Linked DNA regions of Homo sapiens: region 2 is linked to region 1. A link is a contact called in ENCODE Hi-C data. All regions are on one chromosome and are shown on one strand. The core of a region is the stretch at or near the end of the contact, and the rest is flanking DNA. Distances in the headings are between cores, read along the strand shown. Region 1 overlaps HDAC9 (histone deacetylase 9). Region 2 overlaps HDAC9 (histone deacetylase 9).

What was found. A loop is a pair of places that touch in the nucleus more often than their neighbours do. Pooled maps may share reads with other maps.
Region 2: a map of aorta shows a loop between it and region 1 (2.4-fold over the local background). The contact joins two enhancer-like sites. A Hi-C loop is called at or near these places in 3 of 168 maps with a recorded cell type or tissue (aorta, breast epithelium and cardiac septum), 1 of 37 single-sample maps with no recorded cell type and 4 of 50 pooled maps.

The regions. Positions count from the first base shown.
Region 1 is chr7:18,588,343-18,592,232 of GRCh38, forward strand. It overlaps HDAC9 (histone deacetylase 9), which reads left to right. Exons shown (of 26, transcript NM_178425.4): 4 at 1,994-2,144; 5 at 3,174-3,300. Among named protein-coding and RNA genes, the nearest start is that of HDAC9, 95 kb to the left of the region's middle. Within about 2 kb of position 2,014, at least 2 of the 41 ENCODE cell types and tissues checked have a DNase peak (open chromatin) inside an H3K27ac peak, as active enhancers do.
Region 2 is chr7:18,636,640-18,640,529 of GRCh38, forward strand. The region is part of intron 8 of HDAC9 (histone deacetylase 9); the gene reads left to right. Among named protein-coding and RNA genes, the nearest start is that of HDAC9, 140 kb to the left of the region's middle. Within about 2 kb of position 2,097, at least 3 of the 41 ENCODE cell types and tissues checked have a DNase peak (open chromatin) inside an H3K27ac peak, as active enhancers do.

The sequences.
Region 1 (3,890 bases), core at 764-3,263:
GGGACCAGAAATATATCAGATTTTGGATTTTTTTTTCTGGATTTTGGAATATTTACATATCTGTACATAATGAGAGTCTTGGAGATGGGACTCAAGTCAAAAATATAAAATTCATTTATATTTCATATACACCTTATACACATAGCCTGAAGGTAATTTTATACAATATTTCCAATAGTTTTGTGCTTCAAACAAAGTTTGGGTACATTGAACCATCAGAAAGGAAAGGTGTCATTGTCTCAGCCACCCATGTGGACAATCTCTGGTTGTTTGGCATCACTGTTGTTGCTGAGTCTGAATGTGAGGAACATGCCATTGGCATGTCTTGCCCACACACACACCATTTTGTTATCTTTTGTGGGTGTGCTTATGTGGGGGAATCTGGGCGTGTGTGAAAAAAATATATTGCAGCTGAAAGGGGGCTGGAAGGGTCTTTTTTCCCATGGTGAAGCTGACTAAACTTTGTGCTGTGTGCCTGCATTTTGACTGGAACTCATCACATGAGGTCAGGTATGGAATTCTCCACTTGTGGCATCATGTCAGTGCTCAAACTATTTCAGATGCTGGAGCATTTAGGATTTTGGATTTTCAGATTAGGGATGCCCAACCTATAATAATAATAATTAAAATCAGTAGGGTTCAAACTTAAAAACTAAATTTTATGTACGTTATGAATATGCGGCTGAAGAGAGATATTCTCTCTCTTACATATGAGGAAGTATGGCTCCGAGTAGTTTAGTAACTTGTCCGGATTTCATATCTACTAATGTCAGAACCTAAGGAGAACTCAAGGTCTTTAGTTACTCCTCAGTGTGCACATTTACTATAGTTCATAGATATATATTTCTCAGTCTGAGTGGAAATAGACATCTCAAGATGGCTATTAAAAAAGAATGCTTCAGGCTGGGCAAGGTGGCTCACACCCGTAATCCCGGCAGTTAGAGAGGCCAAGGTTGGAGCATCACTTGAGGCCAGGAGTTTGAGACTAGCCTGGGGAACATGGCAAGACTTTGTCTCCACTAAAAATGATAATTTTAAAAAATTAGCCAGGAGTGGTTGTATATGCCTGTAATCCTAGCAACTTAAGAGGCTAAGGTGGGAGTATCGCTTGAGCCCAGGAGATTGAGGCTGCAGTGAGCTATAATGGTGCCACTGCAATCCAGCCTGGGCAACAGAGTGAGACCCTGTCTCAAGAATAAAAATAAAAATAAAAAAGAGTGCAAGAATGCATCATATTCATGTCATTCATTGTTTGAGAGTGAATTCAAGGGATTCAGAAAGCTAAACAATAGTGCATTAAAATGAAGTTTTGTGGAAGTGGTTTCTTCTTGACCAGTGTCTTTAATCTAAAAGCTTTTATGTGCTGAATGAAAGAATAAAGCTTCTGCTATTTTGATATTTTGAGAGACTATATGTATATAATATATTCTACATATTATGAATATATACATTGCATTAGTCTATTGAGAACTTGCTCTGTAAGATTTTGAAATTTTTAGCATTTGTTTACTTCAGGTAAACTTCCCCCAAATTAATTTAATATCTCACCATTCTGTATTTGCGTTGATTATTTTTACACCATTTTTTAGGCTAAGAATGGAAGATTTCAGTTGTTCATTTATAATGTGAGGGACTTTGTAAAATAGGCTTCTGGGCAGTCCCTACCTTTTCCTGTTTGTATGTTCAAAGAAAAGTCATTAAGGGAACTAAAGATTTAATTAAAGGAAATGGGAAGACCTGAGTGAATTTAACAGTTAGTTTTGATAGGGATGCACAGATAATGGAGCTACCTAAAACTTGCCTGTTGATGACGTTAAGACCTTCACTGCATTAGTTGCTTGTCCTTAGATTTCAATGATTTACAGAAAAAGTGGGTACAAATATGAACTAAATACAAACAAGTTCCAAAAGCTCATAACATTTCAGTTTTGGTCAGTGATGACTATGAAGCCTAAAGAAATTGCACACTCTCATGTCTTTCTCTTCTCGCAAGTTGCAACAGGAACTTCTAGCCATAAAACAGCAACAAGAACTCCTAGAAAAGGAGCAGAAACTGGAGCAGCAGAGGCAAGAACAGGAAGTAGAGAGGCATCGCAGAGAACAGCAGCTTCCTCCTCTCAGAGGCAAAGATAGAGGACGAGAAAGTAAGAGGCACCAGGGTAAACGATGGACTCTCTTTCCTCATCGTTAGCTGATCATTATTCAGAACAAAGCCTGATAAAGAGTGCGGTTAGACTCGTCAAAATTATCTGTGTTTAATTAAAAGCATAGATTACAGACCCAACTGTAAAGTTTTGACATTTACATACCAGCTCACATCATTGAGTCTGCAGAGCGTCTCAAGAAGCAAACGTAACATTATCTGGCAAAGGTGCTGATTTCTGTTGTTTTGAACCTTAAAAATAATGTAATTCTAAAGCAGTCTAATATATGCCATCTTGTTTAATAATCAGCTTGTATCCACATCTCCTGACTATGCCTTCCTTACTCCTGGCCAAGTAATAATTGCTCTCTAAGTAAAGCCTTGCCTCCATTTAGTTTTGGCATACTCAAACTTTGAGAAGATTTAAGACATAACACATGCAAAAGAACTATCCACAAGAGGGAGACAGATCCAAATAATTCCCCTGTATTAGGTCAGTTCAAAATCAGGTCGTAGCAAAGTTTAAAATTTGATGACTTGAACTGGAATTGTCAGCAATATTTATTTGTTTAATGCTCAAAGGGTTTTTTTAAAAACTAAGGTTTTCAAACTAGCAACTCAGAAAAGATTATTTTAATGTGTTTAAGGGATTTAATATGGATCTAATCCCTCAAGATAACTTGATTATTAAAATACAGTGTTTTGTTCCTCTGCAGTATTTTTTAAACTTAAAAAAGTTGATTTTGGGAATTCCCTCTTTGCAAAAGTAATTAAAGAAATAGCTGAAAGTCTTTTGAAAATTTGCAATTTAAGTAGTATTTATAAAGCATTACTGTACTATTTTCTAAAGCATATTTGGACTGTGGTTTCTTCTTTTAATAGGAAAACTTTATGTGCTGTGACCAGCGATTTTACTTCTTAATCTTTGTCAAATATTCTAGAGGCATGAGAGGACAAAACTCACCATCAACATCTGTTTCTGTGTGTGTATGTGTGTGTGTGTGTGTGTGTGTGTGTGTGTGTATTTCAGGGGCAGTGGCAAGTACAGAAGTAAAGCAGAAGCTTCAAGAGTTCCTACTGAGTAAATCAGCAACGAAAGACACTCCAACTAATGGAAAAAATCATTCCGTGAGCCGCCATCCCAAGCTCTGGTACACGTATGTTCAGTGTTTGGCTGTTTTCATTCCTGGGGTAAAGAACACAGGTTCTGTATTTAGCCGACCTGGGTACACATCCTTAGCCTGCCATTTCTCAGCTGTCTGGCTGTGGGCAAGTTCCTTCAGTTCTCTAAGGATCAGTTTCCTTCTCCATAAAAAGAGGAAAATAATAGTGCATGCCCTCTAGGGTTGCTGGCACGGTCCTATAAAATAACATGGTAAGGTACATAACAGAGAGAAGTGCTAAATAAATGGTAGCATTTATCAACTTGAGGGCAAGGAAGTATATATGTTCTTTGATGAATGAATAACTGACAAATGTGAGGTGGGCAAAGAAATTTGTATTTTGCATTTTTCCATTCTCAACTGGTGCATTTGGTATCTATATAGTAATTTCAAAAGGTTTAGCAGATTGTGATTTTATTACACTTGACTTGGTGTAAGATGGAGGTCAGAGCTATTTTCAAAAATCTAGTAGAATTTTGTCTCAAATGAAGAAAAAAGGAAGGAAGAAAGGAAGATAAGGGAGGGTAGGGAAGGGAAGTTGAGAGGTTGCTAAATAAATAACTCTAAGTCTTCAGTGAATAGTT
Region 2 (3,890 bases), core at 847-3,346, 48 kb after region 1:
CATCTATTTCTTACTTACTATCCTGTTACCCCTCTTTATCTTTTTCTTTATCCTTTCAAAAACATGATAGCAGATGGAATAAATACTTTGTTTATATTTGCAGCCAGAGACATAAGTGGAGTTATTGGGTTATTAGTTGTAGATAGCATCTTTTTGTTAGTGCAGTTATATCTGGATATTGGTCCATTCTCTGCAACTATTTAGTAAATTTCCAGGAAAAGAACAACTTGGTTACAATTTTTTTTTTCAAAAAATTTTAGATTGTTGTTATCTCTCAGTATGAAGAGTGTAATTCTTAGTAACTGCAAAAACAGCAAAGGATCTGGGTTCTAATCAGTCCCTGGATGGATTTTGTGCCATTGAAAAATGAAAACAACACACTAGACTACATTCAGCAGCATGTATGATTCTGAGAAATGCATTGTCATTGCAATGTTTCAGAAGACCACTTACAACATGGGAGGATTTTATTAGGTTCAGAAATGGTAATACCATACTTTGATAATATGTAGTAATAGTATATTTTTAAGAGGCGAGAGAGTGATGAACACAAAATTTAGCATGATGATTACCTTTCAGGGGGGAAGAAGGGGGAAAACATGATTTGATAGTTACTAAAGAAGATACATATATTCCTTCATTGTAAATACATATGTATGTGCATATAGTATTTAGTACAACATATTGGAACAACCAGTAAGTATACATCAGTGAAGAAAGTAAATAAAAGATTTTGCTTATACTGTTTTAATCTGTTTTATATTTCTAAAGCCATAACTTGGCACAAATCATCTGTTTAGGTACCCTAGCTTTTCAGCTAATTGTTGAACATATTCTCTCACTGCAAACCTTTCCTTTCACCCCCACCATTAAAAAAAGAAAAACAAAACAAAACAGAGGGAAATGTGATTTAATGGAGTTTAAAAGGGTAGAGGTATTTCTTCAGGTCAGTGACAGGACATTCACCTCCAAATCTGGAAAGACGAGTTCAAAAGCAAGCAGTGACTTACCTCATAATGAATTAATTGTGTGCCTGAACTATGATCCAAAAGGCCAGGTGGGCAGACCTTTATGCACTGATGAGTAGCCTCTCTGTGGCCCAGAACAAAAAATGCAACCCTGATGGCTAACATGTGGTTTTCTGCTGTATTGCATTTACAGAGATCTATGGTGTAATTCATTCTCGATAGGTGAGGAGACAGCGGAATTTAGACTAAGACTGTCAGCAAATTAATATCCTAGCTTTTTAGCACTAAATGTTTCCACCCAAACTGGAGAAAAGAAAAAAAAAATTTCTTAGCCATAGTTGAGTAACCATCATTTAGAATTTAGGATGATTTTTACAGATGTCTCCTAAGATTGATAGTAGTACGGGATTTCATAGCAACAAATATTTTGGGGGTATGAATTATTTGCATAATATATTGCACTCTAAAAAAATGGTTGCATACTTTACCGTTTACAAAATTGGCTTATTTTACTGTTTTTGCTTAAGCAACACTGGTAAGTTTTCGTATTAAAGTAGTGTATATTTGAATGAAGTCTTTATTTTATGGCCTGTAAGTAGAAAAGCATGTCACCTAATTCAGAGCCCATGTAAATGAATGGGATTCTATCCTATTGTGCTGCTTCAGAAGTAGGAAAGTCAGGCTATATCTAAAGATCTTGAGCCCTAGATGAAAACAAAATTTTCTATCTTGTAATTCACATGTCCTGCCTAATTTAGATAAAGGGAAGACAGAAGTAGGAGGAGAATTTACTCATAAATTGAGGTTCAGGAAATAGCACATTGTAGTAGAATGTATGGGTGTTCCATTCAGAAGACTCAGCCTGAACCTGGCTCCAAAACCGGCTACCTTGTCATCATTGGTCAAGTTGTCAGACTTCCCCTGACCCCCAGATTCCTGATCTAGGAGAAGGTAGTACCGTAATACCTACACTAGCAGCTTTGTTTTAAGGAATCAGTGTTTGGAAGGCAGGTGGTAAATTGTGAAGTTCGGAACAAGTTCATTTTTTGTTGTTATTATCAGCGCTGACTCCTGGTAGGGAAAACTCATTAGCATGTTTGTCTTCAAGCCAGCAGCTCTCATGTGAGAGTGAGTCTCCATCTGCTCTGACCACTTCTGTTCCATTTCTTCTATTTCCTACATATGCTCAGTCCCAGAACTCAGATTGTTGGAGCTACTTGCTTTACTCATTTGTAAACTTGGTTGGGGAGCTGAAACCTCAGGGGTTTCTATTTCCAACTCCAGTCAAGGATGTCTTTACCTATCTAGTTACTTTATTGTTAATACTGTGGGCCTGTGGGTTCAAATATGTTTCCATGGATATCAACACTATTACTTTAGATTCAGTAGATTTATTTGATAGCTATTTTAACGGTAGCCAAGCTGCTGGTTTATTTCTAGTTGAACATTAGTGGCTGTCTCTGCTATGCTATTTTTTAAAATAAATTTTCCAGCAGATACAAATGCTTTTAAAAAAGGATTCTAATAATAAGGTTAAGTGTTCTAAAATCATCTGTAATGTCACTTGTTTTGCCCCAATCTCACATGACTCATCTGCCTGTTGTTTCATAATAGTTGTTGTGACATTTGCAGTAAATGTTATGCTCCCTTCTGAGTGGGTGTAGAGCTGTGGTTTTAGATAGCAGCAAATAAAACACGTTCCCCCCACCCCCAATTCAGGGAAAGGAGGTTGCTATGACAAAATAATCATTTACTAGGAATAACATGAGTCAATATTTTAAAGTAAGATCTTTAACAAAACATCAGTGCCTTTCAAATGCTAAGGAAACTCTGTCAAATGATCTTTCTTTTTTTGTTTTTTGTTTTTTGTTTTTTGGTCTCACAATATGTCTCACCATTTTATAGTAACACCTTCTTTGGTGTCCAGTAAAATGAAAACTTGAGAGATTTCTACTGCTTCAACAATTTTTTTAATTACGTGGAGATTTTAATTTTCTATGAGCTATCTGAAAGAAGAGTAGAAAATAAATACAATCTTGAAAAATCCCATGAAAACCATAGGCAAATATTAAATGATTGAGGCTTTTCTTTTTTAAAACGTGGCTATGTTCTTTTTAGATAGCCTGGATTCAGGGACTTGGGACCTTGTAAAGCCAAAGCTGATTGACACTCATAAGGATGTCTTCCTGTATGCCATTCTAATAGACACACATGTTACCTGATAGAGCTGGGCAGAGGTGCTTCAGTCTCAGGCTGAAGGTTCTGAAGTCCAGGGAAGTTGGGTGCTGCCCAGGGTTACAAGCTATGAGTGGGAGAGCTCAAGTATAAGACACTTAGGCCAGACTTCGTTTCACAAGTCCAGGCTGCTCCTCACCAAAATTCTGTGTGTATATATATATTTTTTCTTTTTCTGATTCTCATGCATATTGTAGATAATTTGGAATATACAGTAAACTGAAAATTCTATATCCACATTTCTGTGAGCTTTTTAAAATGTGAGTGATTACTGGCCAGGCATGGGGGCTCACATCTATAATCTCAGCAATTCGGGAGGCTGAGGTGGGAGGATAACTTGAGGCCTGGAGTTTAAGACGAGCCTGGGCAACATAGAAAGACCCTGTCTCTACAGGGAGAAAAAAAAAAACCTAACAAACATTAGCCAGGAGTTTGAGCCCAAGAGTTTGAAGTTACAGTGGGCCTTGATCGCACCACTGCACTGCAGCCTGGGCGACAGAGCAAGATCCTGTCTTAAAAAAAAAAAAAAAAAAAAAAAAAAAAAGGAAAAGTAGGTAATTATTTACATAACTAGTATAACTAGCATTCTGTCAAGGGCTATCATTGACTTTTTTGTCTTCTTAAGAGTAAGAAAAGTATTTGTTTATCTTCTTCTCTTTCCCTTCCTCCTTTTTTCCCTGCCTCCCT